Regions from separate parts of the Homo sapiens genome. Here all the other regions are linked to region 2. Evidence: chromatin contacts called from ENCODE Hi-C or POLR2A ChIA-PET data. All regions are on one chromosome and are shown on one strand. The core of a region is the stretch at or near the end of the contact, and the rest is flanking DNA. Distances in the headings are between cores, read along the strand shown.

Region 1 (2,700 bases), core at 74-2,573, 480 kb after region 2:
GTTACGCAGGCTCGAGTGCAGTGGATCAAGCTCACTGCAGCCTCAATCTCCTGGGCTCAAGCAATTGTTCCACCTCAGCTTCCTAAGCAGCTGGTACTACAAGCGTACGCCACCATGCCTCGTTATTTTTTTTTTTTTTTTTTTTTTAGTAGAGACAAGATCTCGCTATGTTGCTCAGGCTGGTCTCCAACTCCTGAGCTCAAGCAATCCTCCTGCCTTGGCCTCTGAAAGTGCCAGGCAGGAAAGATTACAGGCATGAGCCACCATGCCCAGCCTTATTTTACAATTTTACTATTGCATTTCTAATAAATGACAACCCTGATAACTGAATTGGCAGTACCTTTCTGTGTTTACAGTGCAATACAATATTGTATTCAGCACATGAGAAAGAATTCTAGTAATTAATATCTAGCATATAATTGTTTTTTAAAACTTAGCCGTTTAATACATCCACATTTATGTTCCCTTAGGCAAAGACATTGGTTCTGAAATGTCTGCTTACAACTAGGTAAAGTCTACACATAAGAAAAAAAAGACTGGAGGCCAGGTGCAGTGCCTCACACTTGTAATCCCAGCACTTTGGTTGGCTGAGGCAGGTGGACTGCTTGAGTGCAGGAGTTCGAGACCTGGCCAACATGGCAAAACCCCAGCCTGGCCAACATGGCAAAACCCCCATCTCCATTAAAAATACAAAAAAATTGGCCGGGTGCAGTGGCTCATGCCTCAGGAGTTTTGAGACCAGCCTAGCCAACATAGTGAAACCCCGTATCAATTAAAAATACAAAAATTAGCCGGGCATGGTGGCAGGCGGCTGTAATCCCAGCTACTAGGGAGGCCGAGGCAGGAGATCGCTTGAACCTGGGGGGTGGAGGTTGCAGTGAGCCGAGATCGCGCCATTGCACCCAGCCTGGGCAACAAGAGCAAGACTTCATCTCAAAAAAAAAAAAGGCCAGGCGCGGTGGCTCATGCCTGTAATCCCAGCACTTTGGGAGCCCGAGGCAGGTGGATCACGAGGTCAAGAGGTCGAGACCATCCTGGCCAACAAGGTGAAACCCCATCTCCACTAAAAACACAAAAATTAGCTGGGCATGGTGGTGTGTGCCTGTGGTCCCAGCTACTAGGGAGGCTGAGGCAAGAGAATCGCTTGAACCCGGGAGGTGAAGGTTGCAGTGAGCCGAGATCACGCCACTGCCCTCCAGCCTAGTGACAGAGTAAGACTCCATCTCAAAAACAAAACAAAACAAAAAAATTATCTGGGCGTGGTGGCTCGCGCCTATAGTCCCAGCTACTCAGGAAGCTGAGGTGGGGGAATCACTTGAACCTCGGAGGTCGAGGTGGCAGTGAGCCAAGATTGCACCACCGCACTCCAGCCTACGCAATCGGAATGAGACTGTCTCAAAAAAAATAAAGACTGGAAAGAAAGAACGAAATCACAGTAGTTATATTAGGATGGAAAGATTATAGCTGCTTGACTTTTTCTACACTTCAACTTTTTTGCAATGTGGTTATTATGTATTTTTATTATAAAAATGTATAAATTAAACAAAATGCTGTTTACAGATATATATTTTAAAGTGATTCTTAAAATCCTAGTTCTATCCCTTTTTTGACCAAAAATTACATCCAATAATATGCATATAGATAACTTATCTGAAACAATGAAAACAAGCAATGTTCACAAAGCTGCCATCATTAACAAGACTCAAACCAAGACTTGTGATGGTGCCGAGGCCATTGGAGCTATGGTCACATACCCCAATACCTACAGGTAGCAGGGGACAACCCCTCTTTCTAGAATAAAAAAATAAAAAAATAAAAACCTCATGAAAGGATGATAATGGGCCGGGCTGATGAAGTCAGATAGCAGGATTTGCAGCCAGCTGCAACTGTATTTACTTAGAGGCTTAAGAAGTCAAAGTCAAAAACAAAAATTGTATTCTACAAAGGCGTCTCCTAACCTAGTATAACAATGTAGAATGGCCACTTGCACCTTGCGAATCATGAATATTTAACAAACAGGTCACTACACTCAATTAGAAACCCACCGCGCAGAACGCTTTGTTTCCTCTTAGTCTGTTTTCTTTACTGTTTCTCATTACAGGTACTGTCTGAAAATCAAGGCAAGAACTACAATCAGTTTCTAGTAAGTCAAGTTTTCATCTCAAATTATATCTATTTCGTACTATAATAGCACAAGGGTGATGCTACTCTAAGAAAAGGCAAAAGTTCTTTAAACAGATTAGGGAAGATTTCTGTACATAATTTTTTTTTATTTTTTATTTTTTTTAGGGTTAGGTAGATTTGCAATTTCCAGTTCATTTAAAAAATCTTGGCTGGGCGCGGTGGTTCACGCCTGTAATGCCAGCATTTTGGGAGGCTGAGATGGGCAGATCATGAGGTCAAGAGATCGAGACCTTCCTGGCCAACATGGTGAAACCCCGTCTCTACTAAAAATACAAAAATTAGCTGGGCGTGGTGGTGTGTGCCTGTAGTCCCAGCTGCTTGGGAGGCTGAGGCAGGAGAATCACTTGAACCCAGGAGGCGGAGGTTGCAGTGAGCTGAGATCACGCCACTGCACTCCAGCCTGGCAACAAAGCAAGACTGTCTCAAAAGAAAAAAAAAAAAGTGTTTACTGGGCCTTGTTTATAATGGCTAAAAATTGGAAACAACCTAAATGTCTAATAGAGAATTGGTTTAATT
Region 2 (2,700 bases), core at 36-2,535:
AGAATTCCAGACAGGGTAGTGTGATAGGTTCAAGAGAAGAGCTTGCCTGCATAAAATAAAATTGAGAGCACAATGTGCGATTGCAGATAAAGAATAGAACAGGATTGTGCCGAAGTGACTCAAGGGTGGGAGGGGCATTTTTCTGCTGTGAAAGGGTGGGGACAGTGGGATCAAGATGTCAAAGTATTTTCTCCACAAGTACCTTAGTGTCCTCAGGCTGGGTCTCCAATTCTCAGGCTAAAAGCCACTCTCCAGGGAGACCAGGCTGGGAATGCTGAGACCCAAGTTGCTAGGCAGGGAGGAGGTTAAGATCAGCAACTTTGAGGAAGTAAGGGTCTCCCTAGGATGCTCCACGAGTCTGGGAGACTGAGTGCTGCCTGGGGCAGGTCTAGGCATTGCAAGAGCAGCTGCATGGAGGCTTGGAGGGAGCCAGTGAAGACAGCTTGCTTGTTCAAAGATGTTAGAGTGAACTATAATTAAAATGTTTCCATGTGAGTTCTCCGAGACTCCTCCCCGCCACAACAATGAAGTCTCCTTTGTAACTTCTCTACAGGTAACCTGCAAGCATGCTTTCAATAATCTACAGGATGCACACCTGGAGTCCCAGCTACTTGGGAGGCTGAGGAGGGAGGATTATTTGAGCCCAGGAGGTCAAGGCTGCAGCAAGCTATGATTGTGCCACTGCACTGCGGCCTGAGCAACAGAACAAGATCCTGTCTACACACACACACAAACACACACACACACAATCTACTGGAGCAAAAGTAGAGGGGCTGCTTGGACAGGTAGACACACATGTAACGTATCTTACACATACAGACATGCTCATCTACTAGCTAATGTTGATGAATGACCAGGAAAATATGTCAAAATATGCCACTTTTCTTTCTAAATAAAGGGTTGCTTTGTTAACTAATGGCTGCTGTCTTAAATAATTGTTAATATATCAACATATATATGTATAAGCCAGGGGAAAGGATTTATCTGACTTACGATCTTTCCTCTTTGATCAGAGAGGCAAACATATATCTTAAAATTGGTTTTGATGCCTCCATGTGTAATTTAATGGGCTATACTACATCCAAATGTAGACTAATCAACCATGCCTCCTTTACCAAGTGTCTGGGTGTTGATTAGCAGTAGCTGGTCCGGTCATATCTTGGGGATGTGTTTTGTGGACTATCCATGGCACACTAAAGTTCGCAGCCAGCCTCCTCTGCTGTGCACAGCCTGCTCTGGGATGGCCGCTGCACCTGTAGGTCAAGGCAGGTCCACAGACTACAAACGTCTCTTGACGCGTGCTTAGTCAAAGCTTAAAACAGGAAGTGGTATGTGAAGCTGAGTGTTTAAGCATAAACAGTCTTACTCTCCCTGCTGGTTTGAATGATGCCTGCCACTGAGTGAAGTGGGAGCTGAGGGCATGTCTCCTCTCCAGAGAACATGTTCTTTGAAGTGACGATACAGCAGAAAGGAAAACCGCTTAAGCATGCAATTCCCCAAGCACATACGGTCTGAAGAATTCCTCTGTGATTGAAACAGAAAGAAACTGCTATGGGACCAGAACAGAAAGAAGCAAGCTGGGGCCAGGCACAGTGGCTCACGCCTGTAATCCCAGCACTTTGGGAGGCCGAGGCGGGTGGATCACGAGGTCAGGAGATGGAGACCATCCTGGCTAACACGGTGAAACCCATCTCTACTAAAAACACAAAAAATCAGCCAGGCGTGGTGGCGGGTGCCTGTACTCCCAGCTACTCGGGAGGCAGAGGCAGGAGAATGGTGTGAGCTCAGGAGGTGGAGGTTGCAGTGAGCTGAGATCGTGCCACTGCACTCCAGCCTGGGTGAAAGAGTGAGACTCCGTCTCAAAAAAAAAAAAAAAAAAAAAGAAAGAAGCAAGCTGTGTTTCCCTTGAACTACAGGCCTCCCTCTGCTGGCTGAGAGTCTTCCTAATTCAGGAGACAATGACCTCTGAATGAACACCTTGGTGCAAGCTGACCTGGCCAGGTAGGGAGGTGGACAGATGGGAAGGAGCTGGGGAGGGCTCCAGGAAGGTGAGGAAGTAACGGCATCTGTACACCAGATGGCAGCAGCCACACACACATGATAGGCGAGGTGCCTGCCTGTCTTCTTCCCAGGTCAGAAACCCCTGAAGTGGGAACTGAAGACAGTGCCTTCTTGGAATAGTTCCTTTTCTTGTGGGTGGCTATAATGCCACAGGCGACGTTTATATGAAGCCTCCTGCTTCAACAGACAGGGCACAAGCAAGAGGTCATAAAAAAGACAGTTGGCCTCAGAGTATTTAATGATGAATATGGGCTAAAAACAGGGATTGTGTCCACTAAAGGAGGGGTCTAACGCTTTCTGAAAAGGGTCAGATAGCCAGGTGTGGTGGCTCACGCCTGTAATCCCAGCACTTTGGGAGGCTGAGGCAGGCAGATCACTTGAGCTTAGGAGTTGGAGGCCAGCCTGGGCAAACTCAATCTCTACAAAAAATACAACAATTAGCTGGGTGTGGTGGTATGTGCCTGTAGCCCCAGCTGCTTGGGAGGGATGCTGAGGTGGGAGGATCGCTTGAGCCCAGGGGGTCGAGGGTGCAGTGAGCCATGATTGCACCACTGCACTACAGCCTGAGTGACAGAGTGAGACCCTGTCAAAAAGAAAGGGAAAGGGAAAGGAAAGGAACAAAGGAACAGGGAGGTCAGA
Region 3 (2,700 bases), core at 85-2,584, 340 kb after region 2:
GCCTGCTCCAGTTTCCGTCTGCCCTCTCTTTCAGTAATAGAATATCAACATTTAGCTGGGCAAGCTGCTGCATAGCTAAAAGAACATGTGTCGCAGCATTCCTTGCAGCTACCTTAGGTCATATGAATAAGTTGTGGCCAATGAAATGTAAGTGGACCTGCTGTGCAGGACTTTCAGGGAATCTACCTCCCTCCTGCCACTTTGTAGCATGGAAGGCAGATGTGATGACTTGAGCTCCAGCAACTACCTTGGGTCAGAAAGACAAAGGCTGCCCTCTTGGGCAAAGCAGTGAGCCAAAAAGGAGTCTAGATCCCTGCTGACTCCATGAACCTATTTTCCCAGCCATGGTCTCTAGATTTCTTCTACAGAAGAGGGGTCTTTCTTGTTTTTTGTTTTTTCTTTTTTTTGAGAACTGGCAATGAAGACGCTTATACAGTCTTAGTCTCCTTTTCAACCTTGGAAGCAGATCTGCAGCAATAATAGTAACAAGCAGGAGCAATGGGGGTACTATAATGACCATCTTTTATGATGACTGGCGTATTAATACAAATCACATTTTTTTGAGTCCATTCATGCTATGGATGTTTTCTTATGCATAAACATAGAGTAGACACGTACTGAATAGATCACATCTGTTAAGTCTCTTGCCACAAGCATCACAACTTTTCAGAGCTGTCTCTTCTGTGAAAATCCATTTAATGTAGCAAGTTGATTTTCTTTGTGGTTCATCCCCATGCCTGAGACTTGCAGTAATGTAAAACCAGTTTACCATCACTGCCAAAACACTCAGAGAGAGTTCCAACTTCTTGGTCTGGGGAAGGAGCAAAGGACTGATTCACATAAATAAACAACTGTTCTGAGGCCACAAGTTTAAGAAACTTTTTGATGAAGTCAATGAGTCCTTGGATGGTTCATGTTCGCTCTACTGCCCACTTCTTTGTTTTCATAATAGGAGTATCTCCCACAGCCTTTAGCAAAATGTCAATTTTTTTCTTGGTGTCGCCAGCAGGTTCCTCTGTTCCCGGAGAAACTGCAGTGGAAGACGGGGGCTCCAGAGTGGTTGTTTCTGGGGAGACCTCCGTAAGTCCTTCCCCTCCAGTAGCACTTGAGGGAGGAAGCTGCAACATGGACTGCGGCTCCTCCACCATCTTGCTTGGAGAGACTCCGGGGTCTTTCTTGTTTTAGCCACTATGTTTCAGGTCTCAATTATTCTCAGTCAAATCTAATCCTCATAGATATGGATCACCAAAAGCAGAGAAGCAGGAAACATCACCACCAGTACAACTAGCTGTAGGTGTCTGGTTGCCATGGAGACCACCCCAACACATGCAGATTCCAAAGTACAAACTCACTCAAACAAGACAGACCTGATGTAAGTAAGCCTAAGAGACCCCTGGCCTCCTCATTTCCGGTAGAGTCCCCCTCAGTCCATAAGGCAGAACGGTGATGCCAAACCCTTTAACAGCCCCAGGGCAGTTGGCCCCAGACACACAGTTCCTGTTGTAAGCTTGAACAGCTTTGCTTGACTACTTTCACAATCAAAGGACTGCCAAGTCCTCTAGACTCTCCAGCAGGACTGTCTCTCACACTTCCTATCTCCTATGCCTCTGTCCAAAGTCAAAACCTCATTATTACCTTTCACCTAAGTGCAAGAACCTCCATCCTGTTTCTCAACTGCCAGCCTCCCCCTGTGCACACGCATGGCCAGTCCATCTGCTACCAACAGAATGTATTTCTTAAAAGCACAGCTCTGATCCTGTCCCCTTCTCAAAAACGTCTCCAGAAACTTCCCCATCAACCTAGAGAACAGAGCACAACTCCTTTCTAAGGAACTATAGGTTGATCACGTACGGGCCTCAACCTACCTCTCTGGCATCACCTCCCAACCAAACGAATAACTATGTTGCCAACAGCCCTGTATTTTCCACTCTTATGCTTCCAATTTTCTGTTCCCTCTGCCTGTAACGCATTTCCTTCCCCTACCCCGTCTTCCCCACTCCCATCCTTACTTGTCAAAACTCAACCTATCCCTCCCACCCAAGCTCATCCATGAAGAAGTCCTAATTCCCCAACTAGAAGTAACCTCCCTGTCACTGAGTTTCCAGCACCTTTTGTTCATTACGTTCTTAACAACCACATGCTGACCCGCCTCATAATGACAGGCAAATGTGACTTCTCTCCCCAGCCGACCTTGAGCTCCTTGCAGGGAGGGATTATATCTTGCTTCTTTGCCTGCTCTCCCACAATGCCTTACACATAGTAAGTGCTCACTAAATGGTTGAGGGCTTGGCCTGAAGACAATTCTCTCCCTGCTCCCACATTCTGAGCAGCTGTTCTCCAAAGAAAGAAACAAATGGTTATTCTGCAAACAGAACACGTTTGGGCCAACTCTAAAATTACACAGGCCCTTGACAAAGCTTTGATTACTGGCTCTTCTCCCCTTTTATGAGCAAGCCACTGCTAAAAAGCAATAATATGCAATCCAACCGCAGCCTCTCCACAAAGCACTTGTGTTAATAATCTGTGTATGGATTTGGTCTTGACATGCAAGGGCTAAAGGACAAAACTTAACCAATATTAACTTTGATCCTTTGCACTCAGGGTATCTTTCAAAAGAATTGATACTCAGTAAGTGCTTTTTCATGTGGTTGGTACTAAGATGCATAAGAAAAATGATGTCAGCTACTCCCTATTATTTAA

The links. Hi-C counts contacts between places; a loop is a spot of excess contacts on that map. ChIA-PET counts read pairs that join two places held with the same protein, here RNA polymerase II (POLR2A). Pooled maps may share reads with other maps.
Region 1: a pooled map shows a loop between it and region 2 (2.7-fold over the local background). The contact joins two enhancer-like sites. A Hi-C loop is called at or near these places in 5 of 37 single-sample maps with no recorded cell type and 7 of 50 pooled maps. POLR2A ChIA-PET finds 5 or more read pairs at or near these places in 6 of 52 experiments (A549, CD4-positive, alpha-beta T cell, CD8-positive, alpha-beta T cell and 3 more).
Region 3: POLR2A ChIA-PET joins it to region 2 with 14 read pairs in AG04450. The contact joins two enhancer-like sites. POLR2A ChIA-PET finds 5 or more read pairs at or near these places in 2 of 52 experiments (AG04450 and Panc1).

Annotation. Positions count from the first base shown.
Region 1 is chr17:73,210,633-73,213,332 of GRCh38, forward strand. VCF1 (VCP nuclear cofactor family member 1) reads right to left here. Exons shown (of 4, transcript NM_001098832.2): 3 at 2,046-2,108. Among named protein-coding and RNA genes, the nearest start is that of COG1, 19 kb to the left of the region's middle. Within about 2 kb of position 1,324, at least 3 of the 41 ENCODE cell types and tissues checked have a DNase peak (open chromatin) inside an H3K27ac peak, as active enhancers do; they include CD4-positive, alpha-beta T cell and CD8-positive, alpha-beta T cell, where a contact is called at or near this core.
Region 2 is chr17:72,725,791-72,728,490 of GRCh38, forward strand. All of the region lies in intron 7 of SLC39A11 (solute carrier family 39 member 11), which reads right to left. Among named protein-coding and RNA genes, the nearest start is that of LINC00511, 87 kb to the left of the region's middle. RefSeq lists an enhancer at 1,900-2,194. Within about 2 kb of position 1,286, at least 8 of the 41 ENCODE cell types and tissues checked have a DNase peak (open chromatin) inside an H3K27ac peak, as active enhancers do; they include CD4-positive, alpha-beta T cell and CD8-positive, alpha-beta T cell, where a contact is called at or near this core.
Region 3 is chr17:73,067,142-73,069,841 of GRCh38, forward strand. The region is part of intron 3 of SLC39A11 (solute carrier family 39 member 11); the gene reads right to left. It also overlaps the pseudogene ATG12P1. Among named protein-coding and RNA genes, the nearest start is that of SLC39A11, 24 kb to the right of the region's middle. RefSeq lists an enhancer at 1,229-1,523. Within about 2 kb of position 1,335, at least 4 of the 41 ENCODE cell types and tissues checked have a DNase peak (open chromatin) inside an H3K27ac peak, as active enhancers do.